Linked DNA regions of Mus musculus: regions 1, 2, 4 and 5 are each linked to region 3. The links are chromatin loops, found by intact Hi-C in ENCODE. Cell type or tissue: heart. All regions are shown on one strand. Region 1 has its middle 41 kb from the start of 4921525O09Rik. Region 2 holds the start of Gm33041 (a long non-coding RNA gene). Region 3 holds the start of Gadd45g (growth arrest and DNA-damage-inducible 45 gamma). Region 4 has its middle 5.2 kb from the start of Gm40948. Region 5 has its middle 59 kb from the start of Gm40948.

What was found. Peaks named below come from ENCODE experiments on the same cell type or tissue, not always from the same donor. Only the 100,000 strongest peaks of a DNase experiment are listed, where the experiment ranks them.
Region 1: it touches region 3 in a loop (2.4-fold over the local background); 3 of 42 quality-filtered maps call a loop at or near these places.
Region 2: a loop joins it to region 3, with 8 times the contacts of the local background. A loop is called at or near these places in 41 of 42 quality-filtered maps.
Region 4: a loop joins it to region 3, with 3 times the contacts of the local background. A loop is called at or near these places in 19 of 42 quality-filtered maps.
Region 5: it touches region 3 in a loop (2.9-fold over the local background); 10 of 42 quality-filtered maps call a loop at or near these places.

Annotation. Positions count from the first base shown.
Region 1 is chr13:52,135,520-52,140,519 of GRCm38, forward strand. No RefSeq gene overlaps it. Among named protein-coding and RNA genes, the nearest start is that of 4921525O09Rik, 41 kb to the left of the region's middle. In heart, a CTCF peak has its summit at 2,391 (motif pointing left); no DNase peak of the experiment used is centred here.
Region 2 is chr13:52,220,912-52,225,911 of GRCm38, forward strand. Gm33041 (a long non-coding RNA gene) reads left to right here and starts at 1,957. Exons shown (of 4, transcript XR_382371.3): 1 at 1,957-2,049; 2 at 2,210-2,300; 3 at 3,361-3,582. In heart, a CTCF peak has its summit at 3,001 (motif pointing left); DNase peaks (open chromatin) are centred at 1,570, 1,660 and 2,600; H3K27ac peaks cover 1,771 bases.
Region 3 is chr13:51,842,325-51,847,324 of GRCm38, forward strand. It overlaps Gadd45g (growth arrest and DNA-damage-inducible 45 gamma), which reads left to right and starts at 4,351. Exons shown (of 4, transcript NM_011817.2): 1 at 4,351-4,508. The coding sequence starts at 4,456. In heart, CTCF peaks have their summits at 2,515, 3,337 (motif pointing right), 3,539 and 4,303; DNase peaks (open chromatin) are centred at 667, 3,437, 4,227, 4,957 and 3 weaker places; H3K4me3 peaks cover 3,636 bases; H3K27ac peaks cover 3,661 bases; H3K27me3 peaks cover 407 bases.
Region 4 is chr13:52,086,314-52,091,313 of GRCm38, forward strand. No RefSeq gene overlaps it. Among named protein-coding and RNA genes, the nearest start is that of Gm40948, 5.2 kb to the left of the region's middle. In heart, a CTCF peak has its summit at 2,173; a DNase peak (open chromatin) is centred at 2,208; H3K27ac peaks cover 676 bases.
Region 5 is chr13:52,022,463-52,027,462 of GRCm38, forward strand. No RefSeq gene overlaps it. Among named protein-coding and RNA genes, the nearest start is that of Gm40948, 59 kb to the right of the region's middle. In heart, no CTCF peak of the experiment used is centred here; DNase peaks (open chromatin) are centred at 2,009, 2,479 and 3,129; H3K4me3 peaks cover 396 bases; H3K27ac peaks cover 2,140 bases.

The DNA.
Region 1 (5,000 bases), 290 kb after region 3:
TAACAAGCTTTGAGCACTAGTTTCCCTCTACAAGGGCAAGAGGCCCTGAGTTGTTGCTCAAGGACAACATAGTATATGTGACCACAGAGGCATCTTGAGGCTCGGAACCTTATCCATGCTGTGGATGCTCTGTTGGACCAACTTCTGTTCTGAGGCAGGGGAAGGAAAAGAGTTTGTACTCTGCCATCCTGACTCCCTTCATCTCCAGAATTAACCTGTAAGGTCGTGGCTCTATGAGTGACCCTTCCATAAAAGAAAACCATTGAAATTTGTAGTCAGCTAACCAACATCAGGAGGCAGAGGCAGGCAGATTTCTGAGTTCAAGGCCAGCCTGGTCTACAGCGTGAGTTCCAGGACAGCCAGGGCTATACAGAGAAACCCTGTCACAAAAACAAAAACAAAAACAAAAACAAAAACAACAAAACAGAAAAAAAAAACCAAATGGAAATTGAGACAAAAGTCAAGACCCTCCTCTGATCTGCCTTCTGCAGCTCATGGGACAGACCTTCATGATATACGCAGAGCATCTTCCTGTGTCACTCAGGAAGTGACCTCTTAGTTTTTACTGTGATAAATTCTATCTGACTTGACATTTGCTATCTCGTGTGACCAGGTAGTGTCGAGGACAGTCTCATTCCATGCATCCACCTCTAGAACTTTCTCTTTTTTAAAAAAAGATTTATTCATTTATTGATACGAGTACACTGTCGCTGTCTTCAGGCACACCAAAAGAGGACATCGGATCCCATTATAGATGTTGTGAGCTACCATGTGGTTGCTGGGAATTGAACTCAGGACTTTTGGAAAAGCAGTCAGTGCTCTTAACTGTGTAAGCCATCTCTCCAGACCTCTAGAACTTTCTTAAGATGCAACAAACAGAAACTGAGCTCACTTAGCATTCCTTTTCTCTCTGGTGCCCCTGGCTGCCTCTTTGTACACAGGACCCTTATATAAGTTGGACCCTATAGGACTGGTGGGTTTGTTGCCAGCTTGTTTCAGAATTGGCCTGAGATCCATTGGGATTGTGTGCCAGCATCCTTTTGCTTTTTAAAGAGCAGTGTTTTGTGGTCCTGAGGGACTATTTTTCTGTCTGAACACAGAGTGACGGAGCTGGTTCCACCTTTGGGTTCTTCATTTAGGATGTTTAAATGGGTTTTTGGACAAAACTTTGGCTCAGTCCACTCAGCTCTTAGACATAAAGTGCCTTCATGTCCTGTATCCACTCAGGCCTACATGTGTAGCATTACTGCAGCCAGAGAGGGTGACATGGAAGTGGGTGGCCTATCCTGTATGCATCCCTCTACTGTGTGCCTGGAAATGCCTGAAGGTTGGAGATAGTTACCCAAGAGGAGGTGATATGATGTGAGCCTTTCATTTGTGGTGTGTCCTTGAATGTTTCAGCCAAGTAATGAAGGAGTGTGAGATTCAGACAGGCGACTAGAGGAAAGGCCAGACCAGTGACAGGTATATAGGGAGGGGGTCACAGACAGTGACATTGAGTGAATGTCAGGGTTTGCTAAGGCGGGAGACAGATATGTGAATGTGTTTAGAATGGGGAGGGGCTTCTCATTAGAGACAGTCCCCTGGAATAGAAGAGGAAGCCAATGTGGCCTGAGCATCAGGATCTGGAAGGAGGGGGGAATGACTTGGGAGTTGAGAAGGCAACTTTGGGAGGCTTTAAATCAGGGTGTGGCAAGACAGTCATTATGTCTAAAAGTATTTTGACGGAGGCACTAGGAACGGACAGTTTGAAGGACAGGAGAGAAGCAGGAAGGCTGTGAAGGTGATTCCTGAAGAGGTCCCAGCATGAAATAAAGGGGAATGAGTCTGGCCGTGCAGCTAGATCCGGCAAACAGGGTTGCACTTGACGCAGATGTTGGGAGTAAACCAGTGGGTGGGAGATGAGATACATGGAGGCAGAAGGGAAGTAAGAGCTGAAGACGATGCTCCCCCTTTTGTTCTCATTAGTGTTTGATGTTCTCAGCAGCCTTGCGTTTGGAGGGTATAGCTTACACAAACGTGTGCAGATTCCACGGAGCTTAGTTCATCTCATACTACATGTACCCATAGTGGCAGAATGCACTCTCACTCCAGAGCCCTTTTTGTGGCTCCTTATGCCTGCAGGTGTAAGCAGTGGCCAGCTCCACCAGACCCTCAGAATCTGCTCGGCACGGGGACTCTGTATTAGATGTTCTTTTACAGCTTCCATGATTTGCACCATTACTTCATCCACTGTTGATGAAAACAGAAGGAGGAAGAGATGGAAACTGCAGAAATATAACCAGACACCTGGGCTCCCTCTTTGGCTATCAGACTACTGAAAAGATGGATGCCCCACCTCCTCACCCCCAGGTTGGTATTTCTCCAGGAGCCCCCTGCTGGAAAGAGAAATGGCTGAAGTCCTGAGCTCAGCAAGAAGAGGACCTTGTTTCCACCATACGGGATGACTTTCTGGAGAGACTTAGAACTCAGACAACAGTGGGCAGGAGATCACCCTACTGGGTCTGTTCACTGATCCACATCTTTTTCTGCCTGTTTCTACCTTTCTCCTGTTTCAGGACATCAAAGACTGACTTGTGGGACTTGAATCTCTTTCCCCCTCTTCCTGGTGTTGCCACACTGAATACATCTCCTCTATCTACTTTTCTATATTAATTTAGCTCCTTTAATTGGCTTATTAAGGGAGATGGGCCAAATATGGCTTATTGGGGCACATCTGTGCTCCCTGAGCCTGGTAACACATCCAGTGTTCTCTTCACCCCCTCTCAGGACTCCCACCACTGTCAAGTCCGGGTCCTCCCTCATTATGGCCTTCTGTAAGATCTCACTCAGCTTGGGCCCTCAGGTAGCCTTTCACTACAAAGCATCACTCAACACGATTAAGTGGTTTTGTTTGATGGGCCACACTTCTCCAGTAGGCAGTACTCTGAAAGGATCAGACCTTTCTGGTCTGGTGCCCAGAGCAATAAAAGTTACTCCATGTGAACAAGAATGCTGTGGAATACTGTCCTCTGAGCAAGACATGGTCTGCCTTTGAATTGAGCTGGGCCCATCAGTGTTTTACCAGCGCAGAGGGGTTCACGAGGCCCCACTCCTCTCTGTGAATATCAGAAAATATAATCACCACTAGGAGAAATCTTTTCTTCAGTGGTATAGCCACTTGTAAGCTCTCCAAGGTTCTGGAAGTAACCCCTCCCCCGTGTTCTTGTAAGCAATCCCAATTAAACTTACTGAGTCATCAAACCAGACTTGGATGGGTACTCAGGCAGGTCCCAGGAAGAGTACACAGATGACATTCTGCCCCGGCATTTTCATAAGACAAATCTAATGAGTGAAGTAAACACGAGAGAAGGCACTGGCCCCAAGACCACAATCTTTATAGTGAGGGAGGTGAAGATATTTGAATAGCTTACAGCACCCTGGTGCACACCAGTCATCCCAGCAATGGGAGGCCTGAGGCAGGGTTACAGGTTCAAGATTATCCAAGGCTACATAGCAAGAGACCCTGTCTCAGAGGAGAGAAAGAAAATACCTTAATGAGAGGTAAGTTTCCCTGTTTCACTTGAAGCTGTAAAACAAATCCTCTACCATCACCCACTGAAACCAGCTTGTGCTCAGCATGGGCTCTCTCAGTGACTTCATTTTTTTCTGTCATTTTACAGCTATACTTCTGAAGAGTACCCCCTTCCATCAACCAATCATGTTCTCTCCTGACACCCATCCACCGCAGCAGCTGATCCTTTTGAGGTAGTCTGCCACTCCCCAAAGCAGAGACAGCTGACACTTTCCAGAATATCTCCCAGAAATCAAAGGCACCGCCCCCCAGTGGCTTTCTCTGCTTCTGAATCACCCTCCCTCACTGCCTAGGATTTCCTGACAATACAAGCTCGGACGCCCCTAATCCCTGGGGACATTCCCAGCAGGTATCTGTCTGCATCTGTTTTCTGCCCCGAAACCAAAACTCACTCATCTTCCATCTTCTGATGCCTCGGGCTCGACACACCCTGGAGACAGATGCTCAGGGTTTTGAGAAAGATTAAGAACGCAGAGTTCCTCTTGTGCGTGTAGTGAGCACCTGAAGAGACTAGTTAAGATATGACTTCTTTTTTAAAAAAAAAAAAAAGCTTGATCATGCTTTGAAGTCACAGAGTTGAGTTTTTGAGTTCCGTTTCGATGAGAGAAACAAGCACGTTTAAACGCTGATCTCTTCAGCCCTACGTTTATTTTTAAGTTTAAAAACCAAATGAGCCGTGAGTAAGGTGAAGAGCTAGGTAGATGTGTTAAATATGAGAATGGAGGCTGGGAAGACAGCCTAGTCGAGCAGGCAAGCTGCCTTCCATGCAGCTGTGAAGACCTGGACTGGATCCCCAGCACACACCTAAAGGCTGTGTAGGTGCATTTCTGCTGGGGAGGTACAGCCGTGTAGATTCCAGCAGCTCCCTGGACAATGGCCTAGGTCAAAAGGGGGTCCTCAGTTCCCAGTGAGAGACACTGTCTCAAGACACAAGATGGCCGAGTACTGAGGACTGACACCTGAGGTGGTCTTCTGGCCTCTGCATGCACAGGCACACACACAAACACATATGCACAATATACAAAAGCTGTGCGTGTGTGTGCGTGTGTGTGCGTGTGTGTGTGTGTGTGTGTGTGTGTGTGTGTGTGTGAAAGGCAGAGAGACAGAGTCAGAGAGACAGGCACAGGCACACACATATACACACACACACACACACACACACAGAGAGAGAGAGAGAGAGAACAAAAGCAGTAAGGATACACACAAGTGAAAAGACGCACTCTGGACTTACCAGCACGAGTCTAGATGTAGATTTACATAAATGACATCATTTCTTCGAGCACCTGTGTGACAGGGAAGGTCAAGGACAATTTTGGATGAGACAATCAACCTTGAGGACTGTGAGAACATCCTCTCTGCTTATTAGTCATCAATCCGTAATCAGTTGACGGGCATCTAGGCTGGCTCCATTTCCTGGCTATTGTGA
Region 2 (5,000 bases), 380 kb after region 3:
CCATGAGCTTCCATCAACCTTTCTTCTTATAAGGCAGCCTCAGGCGCTTTGTCACAGTGACTGAAAGCTGACTCATCCGTTGGAGCAGCAGTTTGTCCTTACCTCTTTCTGCACTTCTTTCTGAGGCCAGCACATAACTGAATGCAAAATATGTTCAAATGTATATGTTTCTAACCCCCATTAGGGGTTCCCATGGATGGAAAGGACCCTCCCTCCCATTCAGCAAGGACTCAGACTCCCCTGAGAAGGTGTGTGAAATCTCAGCGAGAACCACCCTGTCCTGGTTTACCTCCCACAGTCCTCAGAGGCAAGATGGGACCCACAGAGATAAACCTACTCCACCAGCACCCCTGAAGAACCACTGCTAGAGAAATGGATGCACCTTTTCACTGAGGAAGGCTCTCTCACTGGTCTGATGCCCATCAAGTTGGTTGGGATGAACGGCCATTAAATCCCAGAGGTTTACTGTCTCTGTCTCCCTAGTACTGGGGTTATACACCCTACATCTGGCTCTACATCTGGCTTTTTAAATGTGAATTTAGAGGATCTAACTCAGATCTTCATGCTTGTGTAACAGACTCCTTCCTCAGCCCAACACATAGTTCTTTGGGATGGACCCAACATGGTTAAGTAAATAAAGGCAGAATAGGAGGAAGGAAAGAATCGTGTGTGTGTGTGTGTGTGTGTGTGTGTGTGTGTGTGCGTGCGCGTGCGCTCGCACATGTGTGCGTTCAGCATTTATGTTGATATGATAATATGATTTGTCTGAAGATGTGGAGACCTGCATGCATCTCAGCTGTGCAGCCACCTACTCCCCCTCCTCCATCACAGGACAGCTCGCCTGTTGTCTTCCTTATAGCTGGCATGGTTGGGAAGTCTGGCCGGTCCAGAGACTCTTGAACCATGTGGGCTGAGCAGTGAGGACTCTATGTCTTGCTTAAACTGGCTCATCCTTGGAAATAGCACTTTGGGGAAGATAACACACTCTCCATTGCACAATGGAATATTCCAGATCAGGTTTGGATGCTCCTTGAAAACAGTCTCTGCGAACAGCTGCCTCTCTTAAGAAATCTTCCTGGCTACCTTGGATAAGTCTTGGGTACTTTGGCCGCCTTTGGGGAGATGATAGGAGAAGTGGAGCTGCTTTTGCTGGCTTGGGAAAATCTTTTTCACTTAAAATAGAACTGTGGAGCTTAGTAGGAATTGTTCCGTGCGTTTAAACAAACAGGAAGCTCTCACTGGAGGCCGAGCCTGGGTGAGAAGAAACTGGATATGTGTGGTCATGACGCAAATAATTAAGGACAGAGGTCAAGTTCACCAGGAGCATCCAAGCACCAAGAGGCCTTGCACAGTCAAGGTGATCCCCCCACCCCCATTTTTTTCCAGCCTGCAAAGGGATACTCCCATGTCTCAGGGCTGAGCTACAGAGACTCTGGCAGCAGCAGGTTGTTCCAAGGTCAAAGGCCACTGTGGGAACAGTGCGCCCCAGCTCACGCTGTCTCCCTGGTTCCAAATAAATAAACGAGTAGGAATAGGACTCAGGGGCCACCCCAGGGCAAGTTTCTCTGTGTTCCTATCCCTTACTGCAAGTGTTGACGCCCAGCTGTCAGGGCTGGGGTTGATCGCCTTGTCTCACCTTCAGAAAGGCCCTAGGACCCAGCTAGCAGCCTGAGGCTGCCAATGAACTCCTGTGAACAAGAGAGGCCACTGGGTGAGACTGGGTGGGACCAGAGCTCCAGGGCTAAGCTCTCCTAAGTTTCCTGCAGTCCTTTATCTGAGGACTGGCCAAGTTGTCCAGAGCCTGGGTGTAGTCTGAGCTCCCCAGGACCATTAAAGGGAGTGAACAGAAGCTTGAGCTGGTCTCTCAGTGAAGGAGGCCAAAGCAGGAAGCCTTGTCAGGCATTGCCAATATCAGCAGTAGAAACACACCCACACTTTAGAGTACAAAGCCTTCCCAGACACCCTGAGTGTCTCGTTTAATTCTCCTCCGGCTCTCCAAGTCGGCAGTGCAGTCTGGCCTTGCAGAGGAATGAAGGAGGGGCTCCACAGGTCCGCACAGAAGTCAGCACCTGGGGCTGCCTGGACTCTCTCTCTCTTCTGTTCATTGTAATCTGCAAACTTCTTTATCAGCCCCTTTCCTGGACCTTCTTATCAGATGGTCCAGACGAAAGGATTAAAGCCCGATTTCTTTTCCCCATTGTCTTCTCAGAAGAAGCTCAACAAAGCAATCAACATCCACAGTCTCCAAGAGAGAGGCCGCTTGGGGGCGGCTCTGCTGCTGTTGCATTGTTCTGCCCAGGGTAGGTGGCCCTCACAAGATCTCAGCCTAAGGTCAGTTATCTCTCCCCTGCAAACAGCTGGAGGATCTGTGGTCTCAGAGATAGAAGACACAGTTCTCCTTGGCGGGCCAATAGAAGGGGGTAAGGAAAAACTCCCAGCCCACCACCTCTCCCCTGCTCCCCAAGAAAGTGTCCCTGGATGAAAAGCGCATTCCAGTGAGCTCCAGAGAGCACTTTCCTGGGTTCTGCTGTTTAGACTGCCTTGCTGCAAGGCATCTGGCTCTGGCCAACATGGCACTGGCTAGAAGCCATGATCTTTCTGGCTCTCCTGAGCTCTGTCAGCTCAGCTCACAGGCTGCTTGCAGCTCTGAGGCCATCCACCACCTGACCCACCTTTGCTCCACACACAAGCACACATGAGGACATCTGTAATGCATCATACTTACATACTGCTAGGTATATCACCCTGTGAACACACCACAGACACACTTGTGTGCATGCACACATATATAAATACACATGTGCACACATGTTCGGGTGCACACACATAGACACCGCAGACATGTGGACACACACACACACCTTAATGAACACACACAAGCACACACACACACACACACACACACACACACACACACACAGAGTATCATTTCAACTGTGAACCTCTACTGCCCCCCAGAGGTTTAAATGTGGATGAGCAGGTTCAAAATTGTCAAAATCTTGGACAAAGGGCAACTGCTTATCTTTTAAAGCCCAAAGAACCAGAAGGTTCCATTTAGGGAAAAGATTGTGTTGTATTTTGACATACCTCACACAACCTTTATTTAATAGGATGTTTCTTCCAGTTTCTTAAACTCTATAAATCACAGGTTATAAGTGTGTACAGGTAGGTGTGTGTGTGTGTGTGTGCGCGCACGCGCGCGCCTTGCTCTCACCCCATGACCGCATGCTGAACTTGCAGCCTCGGCCATCCAGACGGCCCTCTCCTTTAATTGAAGGCTCAGAGAAGGGATTTAGAGAGACACTTTGGGAATGTTACTTGTGATCTTTGTTACTTTTTTTTTTTTTTTTTTTGTGGTAGGACACTGTTGCTTTGAAGACTTCTAAATCAAGAGGACTGCGTGTGTCACAAATGACAGAGTGACAGGCAGAGCCTTGTTTACTCACGGGTGGCATGTAAGACTGTACAGGAGGACCAGGAGAATTACTGTCTGTTTGATGTCTAAGATCTGTGCTTTCTTAGGTTTCTTTTGCCTCGGCTCCTGTTGAGTGTTTCCATGTTGAGATTCTCCCATGATGACAGGTAATTGCACATTTCAAATGAACAACTCAAAAACACAGGGGCAAGCAGATTAGCTTTAAAACAGCCTTCAAACAGCCTTCGCCATTTGTCTCTGGCAGGCTCCACGCTTTGGGAATTAGAGGCAAGTTCCTGTGTCCTTTTCTGTGCTACTTTGTATGGTTAATATGCACGGTCCCTGGCTGTGGGGCGGGCGTGGGGGGTGGGCAATGCTTAGTTAAAAAGCCAGGCAGGTTGGTGAACCCTTAAAGTCCTAGTGCTGGGAGACAGACCTGTGTCTCTCGGTTCAGAAAGCCAACCTAGCTGAATCAGAGAGTTTAGGCCAGTGGGAAAGCCTGTCTTTGTACCCCTCAAGAGGGTGAGCAGTGTTCAGAGGAATCACATCTGATGTTGACCTCTCTCTCTCTCTCTCTTTCTCTCTCTCTCTCTCTCTCTCTCTCTCTCTCTCTCTCTCACACACACACACACACACACACACACACACACACACACGTTCACAACACTTCAATATGAATGTATAAGACCAGTATCATGTCTGAATTTCTGAGGGAACAAGAGAACATGGAGGCACAGCTGGGGGTCCTTTGGGGTTGGCCCTCTGCTTTATTGGATAATCTCAGAGTTCCCTTGGTGTCTTAGTCAGGGTTTCTATTCCTGCACAAACATCATGACCAAGAAGCAAGTTGGGGAGGAAAGGGTTTATTCGGCTTACACTTCCATACTGCTGTTCATCACCAAGGAAGTCAGGACTGGAACTCAAGCAGGTCAGGAAGCAGGAGCTGATGCAGAGGCCATGGAGGGATGTTACTTACTGGCTTGCCTCACCTGGCTTGCTCAGCCTGCTTTCTTATGGAACCAAGACTACCAGCCCTGAGATGGTCCCACCCACAAGGGGCCTTTCCCCCTTGATCACTAATTGAGAAAATGCTTTACAGTTGGATCTCATGGAGGCATTTCCTCAACTGAAGCTCCTTTCTCTCACAGCTCCAGCTGTGTCAAGTTGACACAAAACTAGCCAGTACACTTGGTATGATTTTTTTAAAGGATCTTGCATGTTTGCAGACAGATGATTCTAAATTCTTAGCATCATAAACTCGTGCCATGCTCTTGATGGGCGAGTACCCCCTTGTGTATCTTTTTCCTTAGTAGCAGTTCTAGCTGATGTCATTTTGAACCAGAAGGGAGAGGGCCACACGGACTTTCCTAGCATTATGCCCTGCAGACATGAATCCGAATCTGTTTTCCCTCAAGGCCCAAGCATATGGTCCCGAGGGGCTGTGGAGATGGCTCAGTGCTTGCCATACGAGTTTGAGGACTAGAGTTTGAATTCCCAGAACTCCCCCAAATGCTAGGTGAACACGGCCCATCTGCAATTCTAGCTCTTGGAAGGGCAGAGACAAGGGATTCCCGAGAGCAAGCTA
Region 3 (5,000 bases):
CTTCTCACCCTCTCTCCTGCGTCCTGCAGCTGCTCCAGTTTTTTCCCCCTGCAGCTGAGCCAGCCTTCTTTCCTGATCTCTAATTGAAAAAGAATGGCTCGCTCTTCCTCCTCCCCACTTCCCTCCTCCCCACCTCCCTCCTCCCTGCAGCTGCCAGGCTTTCCCTGCTTGCCACTCAAAGTTGTTTTTTTTTTCCTCTTAAAATCTAATTAAGTACCAACCAGAGCCCCCACCCACTCTCCTCAAGAAAAGAGAAAAAGAAAGAAAAGTAGCAGAAGAAACTCCCTTGGGAGTGAACAAAGGACAAAGATGGTTCGTGCATGTAGGGCAAAGTTCAGTCCCTAGGTGAGGAGCTTGAGGCTCAGAAGGTTCTGGCACAGGGTCTGACCAGGAAGAGGGAACACCTGTGACTTGGGGAGGGGGTGTTTCCACTAGGGTGCACACATTTGTGTTCCGGTGTAGGGCTGCACTGCAGCTGACTGTTGCTCCAAATCCTTCCTTACTGTCGAAAGGGAAAGTAGGAATGCAGGAATGATTTGCATCCCTCCGGGGGCAGCCAAGGCTCTGCCATCGCTTCTGTCTCCCCCATGCCCTGCAAGTGCACAGCCAAGAATAATCTCGCCTTCCAGAAAGCTCTCACCACGGATGTCCGGCTTGCTGCGAAAAGCCTTCCCTTTTTGTTTCCTGTTTCCTGTCTCGGCTGTCCAGTGAAATGCCCCCCCTGTAGATCAGTATTTCACCCCGGCAAGGCTCTGAGGACAGGGCAGGGGTGGAAAGGGCTGGTGGAGCCTTTAAATGCCGGCACGCTGCCTCTGCTGAGGTTTAGGTCTTGCATAAAGATTTTTATTTCTTCTTTAACAAAATTCACCGTCATCATGGGCCACAGACCCATCATTAGCAGGTCTGGGGCGGGGGAAGGGACGTTCTTCTGGAAACATCCAAAGACTTGCCTTGTCTTGAAAAGCATTGATAAGGCTAACTAACCAAGAGAAGGCAAGAGTCCACATTTTCCTTTTTTTCATTGAAAAAGTGTCAATGAATTTGGCTTTTCCTAAGACAGCCCAGGGAACTCCACCTGCATGGGGCTGGGCTCCTCAGCCTGCTTTGGTCTTGCAGCCTTGGTCTAGCTGTCCCAGGGGCTGGCTTAGGGGGCTCGAGGCATATGCCTGCTGTTTAAGATCATTCTCTGTGCACACTCCAAATGCAGGGTGGAGGGAATGCTTCACAGAGATTATTGCCCTGGGGACCGACTCCATCTTCCTTCAAATGATGCAAGCTTTCCTCAGGACCCCCTCCTAGCAGACAAAGTCATGGAGAAGTTCACCGAGAGAATTTGCTGGGATTGGGGACTGTCTCTCCGGTTGGCCCAGGCTAGCCTTTAGACATAAGAGTCCTCCTTGCTCAGCCTTCCAAGTAGCTGGGATTCTAGGTTTTATGCATTTCTTTTAATTCGATTTTGAGGTAGGGCCCAAGGTATACCCAGCTAGTGCTAGTGTTGAGTTCAAGGATATCCTTGGATTCCAAGTGTGCACTACTTACTATGCATGGTTTATAAAGCCGGTCTTGATGCACACTCTGTATGCATCCGTTCTACCTACCGAGCTATATCCCCACCTCTAAAGGGTTTCAAAAGTGAAGTATATGTGAAACTTCCGCTTTAGTAGACTCACTGTCCCCTGTATTATTAAGGTTTAGGGATGTAGTAAGAGTGTAGCCACCGGATAATATGGGGTTTAGCAATACTGCCTGTGACGTTGGGCCCGGCCCTAACCTTTCTTTCCTAATTGAGATGGGGACTTTGGGACCACTAGGACTTAGCTAGGTAAAGTTGTGTGAGGCCCTAAGCTTAAGGCAGAGAGGAGGGTTTCCTGTAATGGAATACTTTGAAAATGCCAGCAGAGTAGACTAGCTTCGGGGTCTGTCAATCATCCCTTCTGACCCAGACTGGCTGAGGGCGAGGTCTGGAAATGCTAGTACTTAAGCCTGCGCTAACCTGTACAGACCTTCCTGTGGGGGACAGGCCGGAGGATGGGGTGCGCGGGGGGGTGTCATTTCCTGCAACTTGGTAAGTGAGCACTTTTCTAGCTATAAGTGGAAGTAGCGGGTGTGCGCCAAGACATCAAATGGATTATTATTTCCGACGTTTCCTTGGGATCTGAAACCAATGGGAATTAAGAAGTAATAAAACTGGCCGGGCAGTGGTGGCACACGACTTTTATCCCAGCACTTGGGAGGCAGAGGCAGAGGCAGAGGCAGAGGCAGAGGCAGAGGCAGAGGCAGAGGCAGAGGCAGAGGCAGAGGCAGAGGCAGAGGCAGAGGCAGAGGCAGAGGCAGAGGCAGAGGCAGGTGAATTTTTGAGTTCGAGGCCAGCCTGGTCTACAGAGTGAGTTCCAGGACAGCCAGGATGAGAAACCCTGTTTCCATCACTTAAAACGTATTTTAGTAGGAAGGGGTGTTAAGAATCTGAGAGACCTTGCAGAGGAACCACAGGGCCGACACCTGCAGTTCTCAATGCAGCCTCTGGGAGGCGCAAAACGCCGGCCCCTCGCCTAGCCTTTGGCGTTGGCAAACAAGCAGCTTCCCCTTGCAGCAAAAACGTCCTTTAAGGAGTTCAAAAATTAACACTGAATGATCTATATTCACCACCCACCTGGAGAACGCTCCAGTAGAAAGGAGAAAATCCACTCTCTCTCTCTCTCTCTCTCTCTCTCTCTCTCTCTCTCTCTCTTCTCTCTCTCTCTCTCTCTCTCTCTCTCTCTCTCTCTGTGTCTGTGTGTGTGTGTGTCTGTGTGTGTGTGTGTGTGTGGGTGGGTGTGTGGGTGTGTGTGAGTTTTGCCTCAGTCTGGCAAGCTTCATGAACGCCCTTTGCCCTATCCAGTCTCCCAGGCTTCACTCAAGAATCTCCAGAAGTCCCCTAGCACACTTTTCTGTGTTAGCACAGAGAGACGCAGACGCCCACAGTGTCGTGTTCTGCGGGCGAGCAGTCTGGAAGCCTGATGTGCAGGTCCCACGGGACAAACGATAAGTTCAGAAAGCTCTCAAGATCACTTCTAATTTTATTACGTTATCAGAAAAGAACCTCTTGAAGAAACATTTTTAAGTAGTTGAAATATTTCAAATTCTCATAAGACAAACGGATTCTTGGTCCTGGGTGGCAGGCTCCTTTCGGTCTCCAGGCCCGGGCGCCCGGTGCAGGCGTTACCCTGATTCTAAATGATGCGCATAATAGCACAGGGTTCTCGGTGCTTGGGGTGTCCCAGCTCAAACCCCCCTGAGAGGTCAACGCGAGGCAATATTTGGTGGGTGGATGAGAGGATCTGGATTTTTCTAGGTCGGCCGGTAGGCGGCGCCCTGGGAAAAACAATGTGGAACAGCCGAGTTCCCGGAGTCTGAACCCCGGAACCTCTGGGGTTTGGGGCACAGTAGCCTTGGTGTACAGCTCACTCTCGAGCTTAGCACGCGTGCATCAGAATCCCAGCAGTCAGAATAAGCCTAAGAGGTGCGCACCCAGTGGCGGGGGAGCGGCACGCTGCTCCGACCCCCACGCGCCGGGCAACCCCGCGACCCCGGCTCCCGACGGGGCTCGGCCCACCCCACCGGCGGCAGGTGGACAGTGTTGCTATGAAAGAGAAAGCGTCGATTGTCCCCACCGCGAACTGCCACACGCCAGACCTCCTCTTTTGTGTGCCCCGTATAGAAATGCAAACGAGCCGCGTGTGCCGGCAGCAATCTGCTGGTCCCTGCTGCCCGCGTCCCACAGCGATCTGCTAGGGGTAGGGGTGGGGGATGGGAGGGCTTAGACCTTGCAGCCGCGACCCCGAAAGGCGCAGAGTCCTGAGTCCCTAGTGGCAGCCTAGGCCTAATGTCAGCTGCAGTTGCAAACCTTTGACTTTAAGTTTCGGTTTCGATGTAACAACCCTATAAACTTCAAACTGAAAATTGAGGAAAAATTAGAAAGGTCGCAAAAAAAAAAAAAAAAAAAAGAGCAAAAAAAAAAAAAAAAAGAGGGGGCTTTTACATTCTCCAAGTGTGCATTCTACAAATTCCAGTATCGTATCAGCAAACAACGTACTTTTTTTTTAAACTTTTTCCTTTTAAGGACTTACAAAAAAAGAAAGGCGAGATGAAATCTGCAGGCTCCAGTCTGCCTGGTAACACCCTGACAAAAGCGGCAGATTTGAGGCTGTGTCATCCCCCGCACCCCTCCCCACGTGGCCTTCTGGCACGAGCCGCAGGCCTGCCGCCTCATTTGCATCAGAAAGCGGGCGCTGGCCAATGGGAGTGCAGCCTCCCGCCAGCTGGCGGCGGCGCGCCGAGCCTGTCTATAAAAGGGCTCTCCCGGCCCAGCCTGGCGCACTCGCTGGTGGTGGGCGCGCATCGGACTCTGGGAATCTTTACCTGCGCTCGGGTTCCCTCCGCACTCTTTTGGATAACTTGCTGTTCGTGGATCGCACAATGACTCTGGAAGAAGTCCGTGGCCAGGATACAGTTCCGGAAAGCACAGCCAGGTGGGTTTTGGGGTGCCGAGAGTTGGCCTTGTCTGGTAGTGGTCTTACAGGGTCCTCTAGGATAGAAGTTTGCAGGGTGGGAGCCGTGCACTGTCTGGCTGTGAGGTGCCGAGGCGCGGGACCAGAATTACTGCATTCGATTCGTGTCTAGAGCTAGAGTTTGGGGTGCCAGCACCTGATCGTAGTTGGGGAGCCTGATATACGGGCGCCAGATCAGAAGTAGGGAACTGGGAGTGCAGGCGCCAGGTCGAGACTGGGTGATGGGGAATGAGGGCGCCAGATCATGACTAGGGTGCCAGAGGTGTGGGCGTCAGGTCGGGACTGGGGATCCGGGTGTGTGGGCGCCAGGTCGGGACTGGGGATCCTGGTGTGTGGGCGCCAGGTTGGAGTTGGGAGGCAGGAATGCTGGCGCCAGGCAGGTCTAGGCTAAGGGGCCAGCTGGGACTTGGAGGTCAGGGCAGGGATCTCTCCGTCGCGTCCCCGTGCTGGTCC
Region 4 (5,000 bases), 240 kb after region 3:
AGCAAATGGTGCCAACAGTTACAATCACCCAAATAAGATGCTGCATGTGAGAAAGACCACGCCATCCGGGGAAACTTCGAGAGGCTGGTTGTCAATCAAACGGTCAGCCAAGGTCTCACACTTGCCCTCCCAATACCAGAGAGGTGGAGGCAGGAGGATGGCAAGTTTGAGGCCAGCCTGGATGGCATGAGAAGCCCTCGTGTCCACAACAAAACAAGACAGAAAGAAGGGCTCACTGCCACTTGCTCCAGATGTCCCTGATGTTTTATATTGTACTGCTCAAGTGAAGTTGTAGCTGCCGTCTTTAACCCCCCGCCTTTGAGGACATATGATCGATCGATCGGTCAGGGCAGGAAGATGTTGGGTAGGAAGATGTATGACCCTCGGAGGCATGGCTATCACATGCATGCACACAGAGTGTAAGGGCCACAGAAGGGTCTGAGTCCAGGAGCAGGGCACAGATCTTAGTTATCCGTCCTGCATGCTTGGCACAAGTCAACTGAAGAAAGGGTGATCACTGTGACCACATCCCTTCATTGGGGTCGGACTCTTTCTGAGGGGCCGCAGCCATCCATCATGCATCACTAGCACACACTTCCTCTCCTTCCCTCCCCTGCCCCCTCCTCTCTGCTTCCCCTCCCCTCCACTCCTCTTCCCCTCCCTCCTTTCCTTTACTTCTTTTCTTCCTCCCTCCTTTCCCCCTCCCCCCATCCCCTCTCCTGCCTTCATTTCCTTCCTTTCTCTCAGTGTAGTCCAGGCTGGCTTTGAACTCGTGACCCTCCTGCACTTTCCTCTCCAGTGCTCAGATGACAAGTTATGGACTGTTTTCCTCTATTCTGAATTGCCACTCACCACTCACTCACAGACACCAGCTAAGTGGCCCTCCCTCACACCACACCATCAGTTCAGCAGCAACGACACCAACTGGGTGTCTTCTAACTGGATCTTGTTTTGACATTATCTAGTAGAGATAGTCTCATCCAGAAGGCCGAGGCTCGCTCTCCAGCACTGACCCTTCCTGTGCCCACCACACCCTCATGTCCTTTGACTTCAGCTTCTGACAAGCCTGAGCTCTCGTGATATACTGGGGCCACATACTTGTTACATCATCTCTGAGAAGTCAGGCAAATAGGCATAAATGTATATAATAAATATATTAATACTGTATTAATTAATATTAATTGATATCAACATATCAATAATAAATACATCATGTATTTAATAAGTATGTTGTTACTCTATTAATTAATATTACTATATTAATACCAATGTATCAACAATAAACACATTAATGTATTTAATACATTTATTGATGTTTTCTTAATATTAATATATTAATAAATATATTAGTGTGTTTATTGAATATATTATATATAATTATATAATATATAATATAAATGATAGATAAAGAGATGAACAGGACAATGTTAGAGGCTCTTGTGGCTTTTTTGGGTGGCTATCTGGCTGGTAGGTATTTGGTCCATATCCCTCTGTGATTCCAAGGAAGCTCCAGCACACGAGTGAGGTGGACGCTGGCGATGAACACAGCCTTCAGTGTCTTTTCTCTCCCTGGAGGCAGTACATGGAGGCTTCTAGTACCTCCTTGTGCTTTCCTGAGACCAGCTCCAGTTCTGAGGCTACCAACACCCCACTAACACGCAAGACACTTGGGAGACTCCAAGGGTTTCAAAAGCTGTGTGCCAGGAACCAGGGACCAGGAGGATGCACACTTGCTTCCTATGACATCACCCAGCCCACTGTGCATTCTTTGACTCCTGGGGCTTCGTGTGAGCATTTGTGAGCGTATGCATGTATGCATACGTGGAAGTCAGAGATTGATGTCAAGTGTCTTCCTCAGACCCTCTCCACCTTATCTTTGGAGGTCACCAATCTAGCTAGACTGGCTGCCAGAATGAGCCCGGGAGCCTCCAGTCTCTGCATCAGCAGCGCTGGGATGTCAGGCATGCACCCCTTCTCAAGTCCTGTGCATTAAACCCAGGTCCTCAGGTCTGCATCTGGGAGCAGTGATGACTGAGCCATCTCCGCTGCCAGCCTCTTGGGATTTTAGAATTCCAGCTGAGCCGTCTATAGACTGTACACTGCAGATAGAGGCCAGGCTCCCTTGCGCCTCAGCAGCATCTCTGAGCTTCTGCACTTGATCTAGGACTCCTGGTGGAGGAGGTAGATTAGTGTTCCCTCCCGCTCCATTCTCCCTCGTCTTCCCCTCCCCCTCCTCTCCAGCATCTCTCAGAGTATGACCTCAGACCTTCCACGGAGCCCCGGGTGTGGTTGCTCTTTTCCTCTGTGGAGTTTTTCCAGGCTTTGCATAAAAAAAATAACAATAATAGTAATTCGTGAAGGAAGTTCCTGAACTAGGGCTGTTTGGAAAATACATGGATTTTTTTTTTGAAAAAAAAAATTCTACTTTTTTTTCTAAATAAGGAAATAAAATTGAGAATGATTAATCCAGGGAAGATCTCATACAATCCGTGAAAAGAATTCTTTCCATTTTTTTTTTTAATTTGGTACTAGCATGCCCTTGCCAATGGTATGAACTCAGGACTAAACCTCTCCGAGTCTGTCACCTGCTAAACAAGGTCACATGGCCTCTAAGCACTTCTATGTCCTGCTGAAAAATGATAGGATTGAATGTTGTGGGGTCTGTCTGTGTCCTGGCTCCCATAGTGCTAGGACTGAATCCCTGGGGCTATGCCATTAGCCATGCTCCTCTATGCAGAAGTGGTTGTCAAGGAAGGCAAAGATTTTGCCATAGTTCATAAGGTAATGTCCCAAATGTGAAAACCTAACCTAACATCTCCTCTCCCGTTTGGGGTTTGGAGTTTTTTCTTCTTTTTCTTTTTTGGATTTAAAACATCAAGATATCGTGTTTACAAGATACCTGCTGCCATTTCCAGGTGATTGTGTTCGGGAACAGTCAGACCTGAGATCCATGGAGAGTGATTAAAAATAGAGTTTATTAAGAGAGAAAAATGCACTCCTGAGAATGGAAGTGAGCCAGAGGGCTGGCAAAGACGAGGAGCATAATGGCCCCGGGCTCAGAGAGTCCTGATCCTTTGCAGGCCATTTGTACAGTGCCTGCTTCTCCTATGTGGATGGTTTGCATCGTGCACAGCCCGTGTGGTATCTGGAGGTCACGGGGCCTCTTGCCAGCATTCTCTGCTCTGGGTGTAGCCCATGGCTTGGAAGGGTTTCCAGTCTCTCTTAGCATTGGTGGCTTTCATGTGTACCTCGTGATGCCTTTGGAGCCTCTTTCTGCCCCCAACCTTGTTCTTTCCAGTCACTTCATCGTAAGATCATCTGTGGTCACACTGTGTCTGTGGTCACACTGGGTGATTGTACGGTCATAGAGGGTGGAACCGGCATTTTCCCAGTGAGGTTCAGCCTCATCCTGCTGCCCTGGCTCTAAGATCACCCTGGAAACCCAGGGAAGTAAACATGTGGCTTCAGGGGTCCCTAACATCGACTTCTAGAGGTCACACTGTTATGTGATAGCCTTCTGTTAGCTTTGCCATAGGTAACTGCTCTAGCCAATCGGGACGTGGCAGTTAGGGTTACCTAATTGTTCTTCAGGGACTCAGGGCTCTCAAGATTCTGACCATCGGGCAAAGTCTGTAGACTCGTACAAATGTCTAATGGGTAACCTTTCAACATTGGGGTGTCCCCAAACTACACCCTCCAAGCCATAGATGCTGCCCGAACCCAGTAAAAAGCCATAAGCCTTGACTTGGAGTGTGCTGACCACTGATCCACAGTGATTCTCCTCACCCTTACCTCAGGCCTCTATGTCTTTATCCCATAATAACCCCGACCCCGTCCTCAGCATTTGAAACCATGTTGGTCTTATGAGGAGATGATCTGTCTCTTCTGTGAAAACTGATCACTTCTGTGACAGGCATGCTGTGTTGTGGGCTCAGGGAACCTGTCATTAAAACCCAGAGCTCCAATGATTCCATTAACCTTCTTGACATTAGTCATGACTTGTTGCGCACGGCATCCTCTGTCTCCTGATCCTCCTTGGTTCTGTTGCTTTAATCCCACACCGTTTTCTAGTCCTGTCTGCCATGTCTTCCTTCCTTCAGCATCACCATCCAAGCTTCATCAGTTACTGTAAACTGTGTGGAAAAATAGAAAGCTCTGTAGAAAGACACTTGTATCTTTCAGTCTGATTATCATAGATCCCAAAGAGATGGGAATTTCCCTCAGAATCTCGTTCTGTGAGAGGGAAAGGGTGCCAACTAGTGGGTAGCTTTCATCTTGGCGGTTCCATACAGTTCTGTCTTATCAGACTGCCTTACAGGATGAGACTGAAGTGCAGACAATGGTCAGTTAACGATGGGCAGGACCATGTCTTAACCAGAACTGCTCAGATGTACACAGTCTTGGTCCTTTATTTAAAATTGTATCTCATTTCAGAACCTCAGGGATGGACATGAGGCAGGGTGACTGGATCTTTGTTCTTCTTCTCAATGTGGCCTCACTGAACACATCTCCCCCCTCTCTGCTCTCTCCTGTTCATTTGGATGCTTTAATTGGATTCTCGGGGAAGGGTCCAACTTGTTCTCTTAGGGCACAGGCTGTGACCCCTAGTTTGGTAATGGAACTGCATTCTGTCTGGACCACCAGCTAGCCCACCCACCAACTTATTTCATACCTGCTCCCCCATTGTTTATGCCTCTTGATGTTGTCCTGTCACCTGCAGAATGACACCATCCTGTAAAACCCTGCTGGCCTTTCTACTGCTCCTGCCTCTGGCTTCTTTGTGGATGTCAGCAGTAATGTCCATGAGACCATCCCCTCGAGTATAGGATGCCTGCTGCATGCCTTCCTAGGGTGCCATTGATGTCTTGTCCTATCTCTTCCTAAGGTGTCACTTCTCATATAGCTGCTTCAGCGATCCCTTTCCTGAAGCCCGACACCCAGCAAGGCACTCTACACAGCCGGATCCCAAGGGCCTGTATCATGTTGCCTTTTCCCACTCC
Region 5 (5,000 bases), 180 kb after region 3:
TTCCCTATTCGTCACTTAGTGTTCCGGTGCTGTAAAACAATGCTCCAGGTTGGGTAATTTGTAAGTGAAAAGGCTGATATTGGCTCGTGGTTCTGGAGGCTCGCAAACACGGTGGCAGGGTCAGCTTCTGATGAGAAGAAAAGGAACAGACATGCCAGAATGTTTTCAACATGGTGGTTGAAAGTTAGAACATTGAGGTTCTCAGTCTGCCCTTGGGGATTATGCAAGAGGATAGAAGGGGGTGGGGTGGGTAGAGATGTGTTCAACACAGCCATTGATCCAGTTAACTATGGGTTCATGTGAGATTCCAGGGGAAATTGGACATAGGGCACTTAGGTTAGCTTCCTGGGTTGGTCACCTAGGAAGGTGACAAATCCCAGTGGCCCAGAGGGTTCATATTTGAGACTTTCTTGTTGCAGGGTTTTCTCTGTCCAATCACATTAGGGCGGTGGCAGGCCTGTGATTGGACAGGAAAAGGGAGGTGGAGCTAGAAGTTGGGGAGACAGAGAGAGAGGTCCCAGGAGGGAGGAGGGAGAAGAATGAGAATGGAGGCTGACATGGTGTTATCTAAAGGTTAGAATAATTGAGTTACAAGTTTTAGCATTACCAACTGGCTCTGAAATTATTGTATTGGTATCTTGTAAAATGTGATATTATTAGTACATAAATCTAATTGTTTAACTATAAGCTTAAGAGTCTTAAATCTACTGGGTAATTAGGTATTGAGATGGCTAACCAGGGGTGTGTGGGGCAATGCATGGAAGCGAGAGGAACATGCACACACACACACACACACACCCATCCTAGAACTGGCCTGGCAGAAGCCCTGTGACCTTGCAGGGCCAGAGAGTTGGTGGGCCAAGAGACCATGCAAGTGCGACCGAGTGTGATCATCTGGTGTGGGGGCCAGCCCCAGAGAGTTGGCAGGTTCTTTTCTTTAATATTTCCTGCAACACGCTCTGAGACTCTGAGACTTCATTTGGGTTGTGCCCTGCATGACAGACTATGAGGGTTGCACGGTGCTCCCTGCATTTTGTGTCATGACCAGGCTGGGGACAGTGTAAGAACTTGACCTTGCAGTCAGCTTGTCACAAGTGCAGGTGGCCTGAGGAGCCCTGAGTTCCAAACTGGCATCTGAAACAGAGGCACCTTTAAAGCATAAATCCTTTGCTGAATGCCCATGAAGCCAACGCCTCTCTGGTGTGTGTGTGTGTGTGTGTGTTTGTGTGCATGTGTGTACACACATGCATGAGTACACACAGAGGCTAGAGGTCAACCTTGGGTGTCATTCCTCCACTTTTGAGGACTAGATGCCAGCGCTTCCCTTTCCGTCTCCCAGGGATCTCTGATAGACCTGGAACTTCCCTGTTAGGCTAATCTGGTTGTTCAGCGAACCTCAGGGACTCATCTGTCTCAGCCTTCTTGGTGGTGGGATTATAGGCATGGACCACCAAGCCCTGCTTTCTACATAGCATCTGAGCACCAAACCCAGAGCCTTACGCTTGTGAGGTAGGGACTTTACTGACTGAGCCGTCTCCCTAGGTCCTTGGCATGTTCTTCGTTGACCCAGATGTCGTGGGATCCTGACTAAGAAGACACACCTTGTATGAGGGGTTGCGGTCACATAGTGTGTCCTTTAAAATAGCTCTTGTAGACTTACTTTGAGTCTGTCAAGGTTCAAAAGGTTCATATTGATAATAAATACACAGAGATGTCCCAGAGGCTTCTGTGAGTTGCTGGTGTTTAGGGCCAGGAACTTGTATTACTTGTTTCTCAGTTCATCACGGAGATGACCGTACCTACTAGAGTCTCCTTTCTTCCTGCAGAGCTGCCTTCCTGTGTGGGCTGCCCTTCTCGGCCCCAGAACTTCTTCACCCACCTTTGCTTTGCCTTATCTCTTTATGGACTACTTTTGGGGAAAGAGGAAGGCAGGGCTTGCTGCTGTTTGCCCCTGCCCTAGCACTTAGGAAGACATGGCTTTGTGAAGGCCACACCCACAATGCAGAGTGCCAGCTGGCCCAAAGCCTCCAAGAGCTCAGCAGACCACAGGCTTCAATTCAATGACTTGTTCCCTCGGAGGCCTCTCCAAGGAGCTGAGTCAGGTGAACCTTGGGAATTCCACAAGTTCCCTCCTTGCTGTCCAGCCTCAGAAGGCCCCTTTCTGAGTAGAGTGTCCCTCAGAGTAGAGTGCCCCTTCCCGAGAGAGAGCAGCCTGTCATGGCTCAAAGTCCTCTGTGGAGCAGAGTGCTTTCTTTACTATATAGTCTGGGCCTGGATTCCTGTCCTCAGATCTCTGCTTTCTGCCCATCTAAAAAGCTGGTGATGCAGGCAGAAACAAAACAAACAAAACAAAAATGGCTAGATGCCGGTGCTTCCGTTTCCGTTTCCGTCTCCCAGGGAGCACCCCTACCCTCAGCCAACGACCTCCCTCCGATGGCTCTTTATTACTTCCCACTATCAAGTTCCCCCCAGCTGTGGCAGCTGAAGTTCAAAGCTCTCTCCTTGTAGTACAGTGTGTCCTTGGAGGGCAATCTGCAGCGCTGATTAATGCTTGCTGGGTGGTTCCCGCAGCCGGCAGCCCCACAGCCGGCGGCCCCACAGCCCACGTGGGGCTCTCTGAGGCAAGTAGAAATCAGCCAGGAAGAAGTCATCCATCGTTTCTTGGGCTTGTGCTGTCAGCCTTGGGTCTTGCAGACTTCTGAAGACCCAGGAAAGGAAAATCTTGTGAGCATTTGCTAGCCCAGAGTCTCGTCCCATGCACCACCTGTGGCTGTCTACACCACACAATACAAAGGTCCACGGACCAGCAGCCGAGCAGCAGGCTCTGACCTCACCACTTACAGAGGACTGTGAAGAGCCTTGATCTATGTGTCTGTGTTACCCGATCTCAAACACTGCAGACAGTGAGGGATGACTCCTTGCTTGGGGACACGATGCAGTCTGTTAGAATGGAATTTTGGAGTTGCGGCCAGACAGAGCTCAGAGAAAATGGCAATTAGTGGGTAGACAGAAAAGCCTCGTCACCTGGGCCTGGTGCTCGGGGAACTGCTGAGCCACACTTGTCATGCATGGGACCTCACATAGGGGTGGCTCAGGCTGAGATCACTGCGGACCACGCACCTGATGCACAGCCTGCCAGCACAGTGACTGTTGGAGTGTCTGGCCAGACTGAGTGTGGTCCAGGGGAGTGGCTTTGGCCACATGGTATGACTGTAGAGTCAGTTACCCAGGGCGGAATGCCATATGGCAGGGACTTGCAAAGCAGGCAGCTGGACAGTTGATGGGCATCTCCACAGGATAGACTTTGTGCATGGTGAAGCAATATGCTAGCAATTGCCTACTGCATGCCCCGAGAAGGAATCCTATCATACTGCCAGCAGCTGTTAGCAGAGAGGGTATTCAGCAATAATTCAGAGGCCACCTTGAAAGCATGAGTGAATTCTCTCCCTTTAAAAGAATCTGGATGTGAATCTTACAGAAAACATGAAAGCAACCTCAGGAGATTGCAGAGGGGAGATGTTCTTTCCTGGGCAGGGTCATCTCAAGAGTGTGACCTTCACTTAAGAGTGGCCATGGGAGAGAAAGCAAGAAGAGACAGACAAGTACTGCAGTTAAGCTGTGTTGGTGGACAGGGCTGTGTTGGTGGGCGGGGCACTGGATCCTGCTTGTCCATCACTGTGGGAGATCGTTTCTTAAAGACAGTCATTCTGTGGAGATGCATTTCTATGTCCTCTGAAAGTAGGGAAGGCTGCTCCATCACCATAGCTACACAGCATCTTTGAGGCTGTCGGGATATGCTGTGGTGGAGAGGGCCAATGTGTGCCTTTTATGGGACCCCAACAGCCATCTTTCGAGGAATCAGAAGCCACTTTTGTGCGACTGAATTCCTGACCCATGAGTATAAACGGGGTTGACAGAAGGTGACAAATTCAGAGCCACGGAATAGCTAATCTTCCAACCTCTGGGGAGGCATTTGGGGTATGAGAACACCACCACAGGCACCACACTGACCGGAAGTAGGCTCCTACGTGGCAGGAAGTGAGCTCCAAATGGCAGGAAGTGGGCTCTAAGGTGGCAGGAAGTGGGCTTTAAGGTGGCAGGAAGTGGGCTCCAAGGTGGCAAGTGAGCTTCAAGGTGGCAGGAAGTGGGCTCCAAATGGCAGAAAGTGGGTTCCAAGGTGGAAGGAAGTGGGTTCGTGGGCACCTCATTCTTCTTATTTATTTTATTTTTCTTTGTGTGTACGCATGTGTGTCTATGTGTCTGCAGATCAAAGATCAACTTAGAACATTGTTTCTGAAGTGTCATCTATTTTGTGTTTTTTTGAGACAGGAGTTCTCATTTTCCATTGAGCTAAATGGGGCAAGCTGGCAGTCCAGTGACCCCCCCCCCCCCAAGGATCTTCTTGTCCCCGCCTCCCCTGAGTTGGGATTACCAGCACGTGCCACCACTGCCCAGGTTTGTACATGGGGATCACAGTCAGGTGCCGAGCCTTGTACCCAAGCACTTGACTGAGCCATCATCGCAGCCCATTGGCACAGCTTTCTGTTTTATTTAGCTCTGTGATTATTTGTTACAACTGTCTGGGAAATCAGCGAGGGCTTACTTACCTTTGTGGAAAACAACAACAATAATGCCAATGGTGGAGCTAGCAGCCTCTGGAGAGAAACAGATGCAGGACCTCCACAGATGCTCAAATGATGCTTTTTTTTAGCATTTCTTTTCTGTGTTCTCAGGATCAAAACTAGAAGCACATCTGCTTTCCATGGCCAAGGCGGTGCCCTAGGCATCTGCCACATTAGCCTGTGGCTTCCGGACAGATTGTCCTAGAGCTGTGAATAAGCCCCGCCCCCTGCCACGAACCCCTCTCCCCCCCACCCTCCCCAGCCATGACTTTTCTGTCCTGCTCAGCTGTACCTTTACACAGTTGCAGGGCCTGGGTGCCTTGCAGCTTCAAAGAGACCATGTTTCTTCTCGCAGGCAGCTGCTGGGGAATGAGGCCG